Regions from separate parts of the Mus musculus genome. Here region 1 is linked to region 2. The links are chromatin loops, found by intact Hi-C in ENCODE. Cell type or tissue: left cerebral cortex. All regions are shown on one strand. Each heading gives the region's core, and the rest is flanking DNA. Links, peaks and the distances in the headings are about the cores only. Region 1 has its middle 130 kb from the start of Gm32833. Region 2 holds the start of Edn1 (endothelin 1).

Evidence for each region. Hi-C counts contacts between places; a loop is a spot of excess contacts. Peaks named below come from ENCODE experiments on the same cell type or tissue, not always from the same donor. Only the 100,000 strongest peaks of a DNase experiment are listed, where the experiment ranks them.
Region 1: it touches region 2 in a loop (2.3-fold over the local background); 1 of 42 quality-filtered maps calls a loop at or near these places.

The regions. Positions count from the first base shown.
Region 1 is chr13:42,533,983-42,539,359 of GRCm38, reverse strand. No RefSeq gene overlaps it. Among named protein-coding and RNA genes, the nearest start is that of Gm32833, 130 kb to the right of the region's middle. In left cerebral cortex, for the core only: a CTCF peak has its summit at 2,451; DNase peaks (open chromatin) are centred at 2,353 and 2,627; H3K27ac peaks cover 311 bases.
Region 2 is chr13:42,298,294-42,303,670 of GRCm38, reverse strand. It overlaps Edn1 (endothelin 1), which reads right to left and starts at 2,195. Exons shown (of 5, transcript NM_010104.4): 1 at 1,713-2,195; 2 at 1-114. The coding sequence starts at 1,776. In left cerebral cortex, for the core only: CTCF peaks have their summits at 901 and 2,921 (motif pointing right); DNase peaks (open chromatin) are centred at 1,448, 2,232, 2,911, 5,132 and 2 more places; H3K4me3 peaks cover 2,224 bases; H3K27ac peaks cover 228 bases.

The DNA of each region.
Region 1 (5,377 bases), core at 138-5,137, 240 kb before region 2:
CAACAATGAGTTTTTCTGCCTACTTCATTGTTGTCTCAAAAATATTTCCCCATTTGCACAGGTGTGTTTTACAAAAAGGTGAATGTAATGTGAATCATATTTCTGTCCCAGGCCAATATTTTATGGACGCTTATTGAAATTCTTCAGAACAAAAAAACTGGCCTCACCTGCAAATCTAGTTTGAAATCAGATTTTTTTTCCTTTAAAAATGAGTTATCTGTGTCCATCTCCTTGAAAAGGTGAGCCCTAGCAAATGTGTGGGAAAGATTTACCTGCCTCCTAGATTACAGATGTCTGCCACCACATCTGGCTTTATATATAAAAAAAAATTGTTTTCATTTTAAACTCTGTGTATGTGTGTTAACTGTCTTTATTCTCTCTCTCTCTCTCTCTCTCTCTCTCTCTCTCTCTCTCTCTCTCTCTCTCTCCATATATGTGTGTGTGTGTGTATTGTTATGGTTATGTGCACATAAGGGTGGATGTGGTGCCTTGGAAGCTAGAGGCATAATACTTCCCCACCTTGCTCCTGAAGATGGAGGTCATGGGCCATTGTGAGCCACCTGATATGGCAAATTCAGGTCCCCTAAAAGAAGAGCAATACTCACTCTTAGCTGAAGAACTAACTCTCTAGTCCCCACATCTGGCTTTTTGCTGGATTCTAGAAAGCAAACTCAGGATATTAGTTTGGAAAGCAAGTACTTTACCAACCGAGCCATGTCCCTAGCACTGAAGCATCTTGGTACAGGACTCAATATGTGCTGAGATTCACCTGTGTATGATCTTGTGATATGCTAAATCTCCTCTTACTACAGACCAAGGTAAACAAGTTGTGCAACTAGCACAGTTGACATGAGTTAAGGAGAAAGCCAGAGAATCACTACCCCAAATTAGTAACCAGAGGTGATGTGTTTTCATAGGCAAATATCTGATATATGGGGCTAACAACGGAGCTTTGGCAGTAGACTTAACATAGCCAAGCTTGTGAAAACACAAGTAAGCCAAACCACACCACTACATACTAGGAATTTTTGGAAACATAGTGGAACATTCCAAGATAAAATATTAGGTCATTTCAGGGCTTGAGGTGGGGCATTCAGAGCTCAGTCAGTTCTCAAATGGTTGTTGTTGATGATGTTTTCTGGAGATCTACCATGTGTACTTGGGTAGTAGGAAGAACAACGGATGACTCTTCAGGACTTGTTAAGTATTTTTTTTTCCATCCAAGTACTTATTGAGTGCCTACTAATTACATGGCCCTATGGTGATGAATCCTGGGTTGTAATGGGAAAAAATAGACAATGTCCTGCATGCATCAATCTGTAACCATTGTTCTGCTCTGCTGGATAGTTTGGATTGAGTAATTTTTCTCTTCTTGCTCTTGGCCTCTAATTTTGTTAGAAGAAACCATCTAATTCCAAGCGTCTTTAGACTCAGGGTGTCTGTGATCTAGAATTGGAGAATGGGTACTTCTTTGTGAATGGGAAAGAACTGCAATGTCCAGAATTTCTGAAGTCTTAGTGTAGTGAACCAATATGAAGGGAACCTGAGGAATTTGAATGCAGCATTTCCACAGGTATGACAGTGTATGAGTTTGGGGACCTTTTTGTGTGAATGGAGATAAAGGCTTGGGGTCATAGGTATATCCCCCATGTTTTCCCTCCTCCCTGTCTTTCTCCTAGTGGCACATGAATTCTGAGCTTCAAAGACCTTCCAGAATGATAGTTACACTCCTAACCATATGTTTTTGGTGTTCAACAAGTCTCAGGACTGCACAACTTATGCCATTTAGTAATTCATATTGCTCCTTTTTGAGATATTTCACTGGGTAAAGAAAAGGGAAGCTACTGTGCTTCCTCTCTAGTTAGAAGCTCATCATGTATGCTTCTTTGGAATCAGTCCATAGCTGTGCTTCAGTGACCTGGAGTATGAGGTGGATAATAAACTCCAAATGGTTTTCTACTGTTTTTGTTGGTGGTGGTGGTGTGTGTATGTGTGTATGTGCACACATGTGTGTACACTATGTGTGTATATGTGTACATATGTGTATATAGATGTGTGTGTATGTGTGCATGTTGTTAGGAACACAAGCTTAAAATGTTTCACCAAGTTTCTGTGCATATTGAATCAAGTTGTTCTGAATTTCCATGTTCTCAGGGTCAGCCTGGGTTCATCCATTAATACAAGGAACACAAATATATTCTCAGTGCCATCACTGACTTGATATTGAAAGAATGAAACCCCTACAGACACAGGACCTACCCAAAAGATAGCACTCCCCCACATCACCACATCTCCTTCCTGGACTCATTTGCAATTTGCAGCTTGCTCAGGAATTGCACCGCCAGTCCCTGAGGCTCTGGACATCTGTTTCCTTACCACTCATTTCATGTTCCTTTTCATTTCCCCAAGCTCCTTCTTGCAAAGCATCCGCCTTGACACCAGGGAGCAGAGTCGAATGTGGTTATTTTTAATTCTTGCACAGCTCTGTGCAAACTTCTTTAAATTGGGACAAATATTTAATTTTTTTTCAGAGATTCACCAGAGACTTATTACATAGCCTAAAAAGAGCATCTGTGTAGAAAAAAAACATGATGTGGTATGTTTGTGTCTCTTATGAATCCAGGAGAATGAGTCAGTACCGCAAAACCGTTAATGAAAGCAGTGGCTCATTAGAAAGTGGTTACTCTAGACTGGAGTGTCTGGGAGATAATTTTGGCTCTTGCCCGTTGGTTTGCAATGCTTTGTTTTAGATAGGAGCTCGGCTCTATGAGAATAAAATAGTCAAAGACATTTGGTAATGGAGAAAATGGTCCAAGTTCAGGTAATGGTTTCTCAGCTATTTTAATGGGAGTCCTAACCTGCCTGTTGTTGTTTTGTTTTGTTATGGTAACGAAAGAGATCCTGAAGGACTGGCCTTACTTTCCAACTGGATTTGGAAGACAGATAGATGCCCTGTATTTACTGCAGTTGGTGCTACATTTAAACTGTTTGTAACTAGCTAGCAAGCAAGAAGACAGGGAAACTAAGGCACAAAATAATATGGACAACGATCTGTCCATACACTGAGTGACCGGCACCCTAAGAAACAGGTCCAAGCTACTTGACTCATCACCTGGAGCACCCAATCTCACTAATGTGGAGTGGACTAGGAAAGGGACACACCTGGGTTCAAATCCCAGCTGTCACTTGGATATAAGGTGGCCTTAGTAAAGGACTTCCCTGAGCTTCTGTATTCTTCTAGGTAAAAGTATGGTAATAAAACCCATCTCAGACAGGTGCTGTGAGGCTAATAAAGCGATATCCCATTAATTCCATGTGTGGAGTGGATCTGAGAGCTTAATAAATGATTGGCATTTATCATCATATCTCCTCCATCAGTTACTTTTCTTAATGGTTTCCACTGTAAAATAAACACCCAAAGAAACCCTGAGCATTGCTATTGGAGTGGCTTAACAGTACTACATATATGAATGACAAAGGCAGAGCACTGGCATAGGGCAAGAACCTGGCTGCTAAGCATGGGACCAAGACTCAGCCACACTAAATGCACTGAGAAACCTGACCAATGCAGATGCGGATGCTCAAAGACATCCATCAGACTGAATGAACATGGGGACCCCAATGGAAGAGTTAGGGGAAGGACTGAAGAAGCTGAAGGGTATTTCAGCCCCATAGGAGGAACAACAATATGAACCAACCAGTATCCCCCCCCCCCAAGAGCTCCCAGGGACTAAACCACCAACCAAAGATTTCACATGGACGGACCCGTGGCTCCAGCTGCATATGCAGCAGAGGATGGCCTTGTTGGGCATCAATGGGAGGAGAGGCTGTTGGTCCTGTGGAGGTTTGATGCCCCAGCATAGGGAGATGCTGGAGCAGTGAGGGGAAGTGGGTAGGGGAGCATCCTCATAGAGGCAGGGGCAATGGGGGATGGGATAGGGGGTTTGCAGAGAGGAAACAGGGAAGGGGGGACAACAATTGAAGTGTAACTAAAAAAATAACCAATAATAAAAAATAATAATTAAATCAGTCTTTCCTCGGTCCCCCATTCCCTCTTTCTTTCTCTATCTTCACACATCCTCCTCCCTCCTTTGCCTTCTGAGTGCTTTCCATTTTAAAGTTAAAACCTGGTTCCGGTCATTACTTATTGCTCATGTCAGATTATGGAATTTAATTGTTCTTTTTTTATATCATGCATTACTTTCATATGTAGCATTCACATTTTTACTTTTTAAAAACCTTTCTTCAGCTTCTCCTCTTCATTTCCTATGAACCTGTAAAATAAGTGTGTCTTCTACTGATGAGGTCAAGGCTTTGGGACAGTCATATCCTAGAGAGGTATTTGTCGCCATTTTCTGACATATTAATTTTCTTAGCAATCTATGCTCTGAGATTTCAACTTATATTTATTAAGCCCAATAGATGTCACATTCTTAAACAACATCTCCTTGGCAATCCTCTCATGGGACAAAGGAGAAGAAACACTTCTCCCCATGGCCAGGAAGTTTTAGATTATTCTCTAACCCCAGGGAGCTATGTTGAGCTCGTCAGTAGAGGACTGGAGATGCCCATAAGGGTGAACACACATAGTTCACATCCTCTCTCGGAATGCATTCACATCCTCTGTTCTCGAATGCATTGTCTTCTTGGCTATTGGAGAATATATTAGGCATGCTCTAGAATTTATACCCAGGGACTGAGGGTCTGGCTCTGTGGTTAGAAACCAATTTCTATGCAAGCAGGAGGTTTAAAACCAGGCTGAGTTGGATGTGTCTATAATCCCAGAGTTGTGGATCAGAAACAGGCAGACCTCAGAGCCTTGGTGGCTTACCAGCAGAGTTGAAAGGAAAGCTTCGAGTTTAGTGAGATACTGTCTCTCTGCCTGTACATAGAGGACTGTCTTTCTCATATCTTCCTCTGGCCTCTATAGAAATATATGCCAATACACTCACACATATGTACCAAACATACATTTACCAAACAGACCACATGACACAGGGAAGTTATATACAACAAGAGTGCAAAGGGCTTTGTTTTTTTGTTTATTTTTTATGTTTGAAATAAATATAGTTTACTAGTAAGGATAAGCAATAAGCCAAATGAAATGTTGGGGATTGGATCTGGTGCTGCTTTGTATTCAGATGCAAAATTCTGTATCCCAAGATCTGGCTGCCCCAAGACATGCGACCCCCCCCCTCCTCCCACACACACACACGAGCTTTTGTTGTGCAAACCTTGCTCCACAATTTGAAACTATTAGTTAAATAAAGGCAGCTATGGCCAATTACTGGAGGGAATAGAGGTAGGTGGGGTGTGCAGGTAGGGACCACGAGTGGAAAAGAGGAGGAAGAAGGAGAAGAAAGAAGACAGAAGAGAA
Region 2 (5,377 bases), core at 218-5,217:
CCATCAAGGAAGAACAGGAACAGCGCTTGGACCTGCGGGGTCTCCAGGGTGTGCTGGGAGGGGGGCTCTGCACTCCATTCTCAGCTCCGGTGCTGAGTTCGGCTCCCAAGACAGCTGTGAAGAGAAGAGAGGGTCAGATTGGTAGTAATATCTTTCTTCAGGCGTCCAGAGCAAGCACCTGCACCCTAGTATTCAGGTCAGATCTAGCAGCGCAAATAGAAGCAGACAAGGCATAAAACTGCCTTTAGCCAGAAACACAAACAGAAAGAAAAGAGCTTCCTTTGTTCTCCGTGCCTAACAGGACTTCACCCTTACCCTGGCTGGCTTATCCACCTGCAGGGAGATCACACACACACACACACACACACACACACAGAGAGAGAGAGAGAGAGAGAGAGAGAGAGAGAGAGAGAGAGAGAGAGAGAGAGAGGAAAGGACTCCCCAGCCTTCTGAAGCCGCTTTGAAGTAGATACTGTCTGGTGGAATTTTGAGGGAGTCCATACCTGAGACATAGAATGGCACAACTCCCATAGATTAAACTGACAGGTGGCCACCAGCAAATAATATAGACTGCCTATTCCTGGCTATGGAGACATGTTCCCTACTCAGGATAAACTCTTTAGGGGTTTCCACCCCATTCCAGCGTGTGTAGGGGCACAGACCAGTCTAGGTGGCATATGGGTGCCTTTTTATAATAGACAGAAAGCAAAAACTTTCAGAAAATGCCTGGACACCGAAAAGAAACTAACTTTACAATATTCACTTCAGGTGGGAGACAAGTTGCCACTGACGGAAGAGAAGGTACAGCTGCTCAGGGAACCCAGGGAAAGTACCCCGTGGGTTCAGAATTCAGAATCTTTGGGCAGCACAGCTTGCTGTGGGACTTGACACCTCCCTCTGGCCCAACACAGCATCGCCGCGCAGTTTATCTGCTCGATTTTGTTCATTCCAAACGATCAGACACATTCCAGGGCTTTCACCCTTTTGACATCCTTTCTCTTTGCTTAGGGTCATGAAAAGACAAAAAGAGGGCACTGACCCTCAAAAAACAGGATGGGAGGAGAAAAGAACCAGCTGTGGCCCGTACTGTCTAATTCCTTAATCAGGCAGGAATGATCCCGGCTCCCCTCCCAGGACAGGTGAATACAACTGCAATAGAGCTCACAGTGTTTGAAGATGCCAAAAACCTGCCAAATGAAACCTTAAGTCAATAGTGACAAATTTTAAAGAAAGCATGTGCTTCGCCCTGAAACCGCCTGCGGGGTTATTCAGCGCATGGTTGATCGGCAGGTGATTTCCCTGCTCACGGTGTGCCTGCATGACCCGAATAAAATTCCTTGGCTTTAAGTTGGAGTGTTTCAATATTTTACACATTAGCGCACTATCAAGACAACGTTTGAATAAGCCCCTAAATGAACCGTGCAACCCTAAACACACTTATTTCAAAATAGATTTTTGCTTCAGCTGTACTGCTACAACGTTATTTTGAAGCTATGCGATACTCGGTTGTAGTCAGTTGTATTCAAACAGGGGTTTTATTTCTTTCGCTTCACACAGAAGTTAATTAATTGTAAGGCACTTGCTGCTGGAGCTTCAGTAATTAAAAAAATAAATAAAAAGGAAAGAATGAAAGAAAAGAAAGAAAGAAAAGTGGAAAACAGAAGCGATAACTGCGCTGCGCTGAAGTAGAAAGATTCGCAAGTGGCGCCTACCTGTTTCTGGAGCTCCTTGGAAAGTCACGAACAGCAGAGAGAAGATCACGGGAAAATAATCCATTCTGCAAAGGGGTCAGAAGAGTGGGGAAAAAGGAAAAAAAGAAAACTCGGTTGCAAATGGAACTCAATGCAAAACGAAGAGGACGGTGTCTGGTCGCTCTGATCGCCTCTGGGTTTTTTTGTTTTTTGTTTTTTGTTTTTTTTTTAGATCTCAGCGCGGTCCTCAGCAAGTGGCCCTTCCACTGGGGCGAAAGCGTCGCGGGCAGCCGGGAGGCAGCGCGCAAGGACAGCGGAGCAGACCGGGTCAGGCTCTCAGCGCCGGTGCAGGAACGCTTCTGACTCGGACAGTTCTCCGCCGCCTTTTTATATTGAACCCCTATAGAGTGGGGGTAAACAGCTCTGACTTTATTCCAGCCCTAAACAATGTTATTGTGTGATTAGTCACCCACAGGCAACGTGCAGCCAGAGATAAGACCCGGCTCTAGAGGAAATCACGGCTAACTTCAGAGGCAGACGCCCGCCGTCTGACAATCCAGGGGCAGGGCTAAGAAAAAGAAAACACCCACTAGACAGAGACCGCTGCAGAACCTGCAGAGAGCAGCAGCCCGCTTCCCCTTTTGCTAGCTGCCAGCCCCAGAGTTCAAGAATCAAGAGTTTCTCCAGAAGCAAAGTCACCCCATTGGAATGAAAAGTATGAAGTACAATTAAATAGATTGTATTGTGCGCGCGCAGGGGGGTGGGGTGGAGGTGGGGCTGATCATTGTTCACTTGATTTTCCTTTTATGTCTTTCTGATCAAACAAGGGGACGATCCCCACTCTTCGCTCTTGAATCCCAGCTACTGGGGCGGGCGGGGAACCAGATTAGTTTGGAAGATCACCCTACTTTTCCACCACCACCCCTTCCACCAAGTCTTTTCTAAACTAAAGTACTTCGCATTTGAGGTGAGAAAGATTCCGTCAGGAGTTAGCAAGGAAGGAAAACTAAATAATAATGATAACAACAACAATGTGGTTTTGTCAGGTACATCCTTATCTCCCTAGTATCGCCGATCAGAAGTACACGTACACACACACACACACACACACACACACACACACACACACACACTCGCCCTCCAATATTTCTTGTGCCCAGCCTCTCCCTGGGAATTGCTGCTATCGCGAAGGATCTTGAGAAATGGCAGAGACGACCGCCAGGGGGAGATGGAGAGCTGCAGGGGCTTATGCTTTAATAAGATAAAACAACTAAAGCCTCGGCTTCTAAATGATTAGTAACAAGCTGTGGCCAGGCAGAGAAGGGGCGCCTCACATACTAAAGAGAGGTGGCTTCAGGGCATTCCATTATTCCCTTCCCCGACTTTCCAGAGTCTCCTCCACATCACTTTGCTTCTTTACTCGGGCAAACCTGCGGTCTGTGCTTGATTAGAAAGCTACAAGGGGGGTGTGGGGAGGGAAGGACTGCCGATGCTGAATATGTGCATCAGATCATACCTCACCCTTTAATAACGTGTTTACATTTTCCAAACAGTTTCCTGTCTATTTTACCATGAAAGACTCCCTCCCCCAGGTGTCCATGGGTTATTAAGGCACAAGTGACAACATGTCTTCATGAATAAAGCAAAACACACAGAAAACACGTTGGCTTTTTTCAACAAGCTCCCGGAATGCCCATAAGCTGGAAACAACACACAGGATCCACGCAGAGTGGTTTCCCTAGGATGCTACCACAAAGGTCCCTTCTTCATCCCGTCTTGTTTGACTTCAGTTTTCCCTGGGAGTAGAGGCCAAAATAGACTCAATCCAGTCCATGCAACCATTTATTTCTTCACCTCTACAATCAAAAGGCAGACTTGATAGCAATACCCACGCTGTGGACAGAGACATGCTTAGGCCTAGTGACCTCTCTGGGAATCTCAGTAGGGGAGACACAGCAGCAGCAGCAGCAGCAGCAGCAGCAGCTTTAGGTCACTAAGAACTCTGTCCCTTAGGAGACTCTGGACTAAGAGCTGGAGACATTGAAGAAGCAGGAACCAGCATCCCTCCCACACCCACACCCGAGGCCCAGGGCCACTGGTAAGCCTCTGCCTCTGCTTTGCTTACCTCAGCCCAACCCCTGAGGGTGGGGGCCAGGAGGTGACAACTGCCCCTAGACCTGGGCCCCAACAGGAAGCCAGCTCATCCCACCCCAGCTCCTCAGGGGACCTGGAGGAGAGGAGAGCTGATGTCACCGGAAGGTCCAAAGCCCAAGTTTCCCACCAGCAAGAGAAAGGTGAGTGGGAAAACAAGTACTCCCCTCCCCCCCACACCCCTTTCTGACCTCCTGGCCAATTTGGCCAAACACTGGCAACTGTCAGGACCAACCTGTCCTCAGCTCCACCCCGGAAATGCCCAACCCAGTTCTGGAAGGCATCCCCAGTGTCTAGCCTGAGCCATCATCCTTCAGCTGAGGGACCTCTGCAGATAGCGATGGCCACAGCATCAGGGAGAGAAGGAAAGCAAAGGAGAACTGTCCAGGTGTTTTTCTACTACCCACTCCCTTCTTGTGTACCTGTGCCACTCTGAACATACACTCAGAAGTAAAATGCAAACCTCGGCAGCCATCCACTCTGAGCTTCTTCTAAAGCTCCGTGATAGCAAACCCCAAATAAAAACAAGATCTTAGCCCTGGGAGGGTCCCATCTTTCCAGGTATAATCCTACCTTTTATGTTTTATCCTGAATTCTCTAGGCCTCTGTGTATATATGTATTGTGTACATGCATGGGCACCTATGCCTCCTTTTTTATGTAGGCTCTGCCTCCTGCCCATCTCTCCACATCTGTCCCTTACAGCTGCCCCCTAACTCCCTTGTCTTCCCATGAAAGGAAGGAAGAACCCTCATTCAAGCCCAGAGAAGGAAGCTCTAGGCTACTTTGGGCAGCTTCACCAGATACAATTTTTGCCAAGTAGCAGGGGGAGGAGAGAGGAGGGCAGCAAACCAGTTTGACAAGCTGGATGGCCCTACCCACCTCCACTTAAGGTATTACTATTAGAGAGGCTAAAGACTCTAAAGGGCTAAACATGTAAGGAAGTTTTATAACTACAGGGGATGGGGGATAGAAGGTGCCTTCCCTGAGTCCATCCCACTTCTCAAAACAGTTCCCAGGGAAATGCTCTTTGCAGCCCATCACCCTGAACAGTGGCAAGGAAAATGGTTTTTCCCTGCCACACAACAGCTCCCAGCTGGCCTTACTGTTCCTGCTTAAGATGTACCCTTGAAATGCGGGGAAACTGCCTGATAAAGTTGTTTTTATGTTTTTCTTTTCTGTATCTTTGGCTGCATATTAATAGATAGCTATAAATAAAACACCCTGAGCCTCAAATACAGAGACTACACAGTAGCAGAGTGTACTGTTTTTAGCACTCCTCGACTTTGGTCTCTCTCAGCTTTTGCGTAACAAAACTTGCAACTTTGCCAAGCCAATAAATTTGGAGTGAGATTTTGCTCAGGGAAGAGAAGAGTTGCCGTGTGGTTGCTGGACACGAGTGGCAATTAGCTTGTTTGTGGGCAAGGCGAAGCTATGCAGACACTAAGCCTGCTTTAAGCCTAGGATGGTGACTACGCTATATACAATGAAATGCCGTCCATTACAGTCCTTGTGCCCAGGCCCCACTGCATGCACG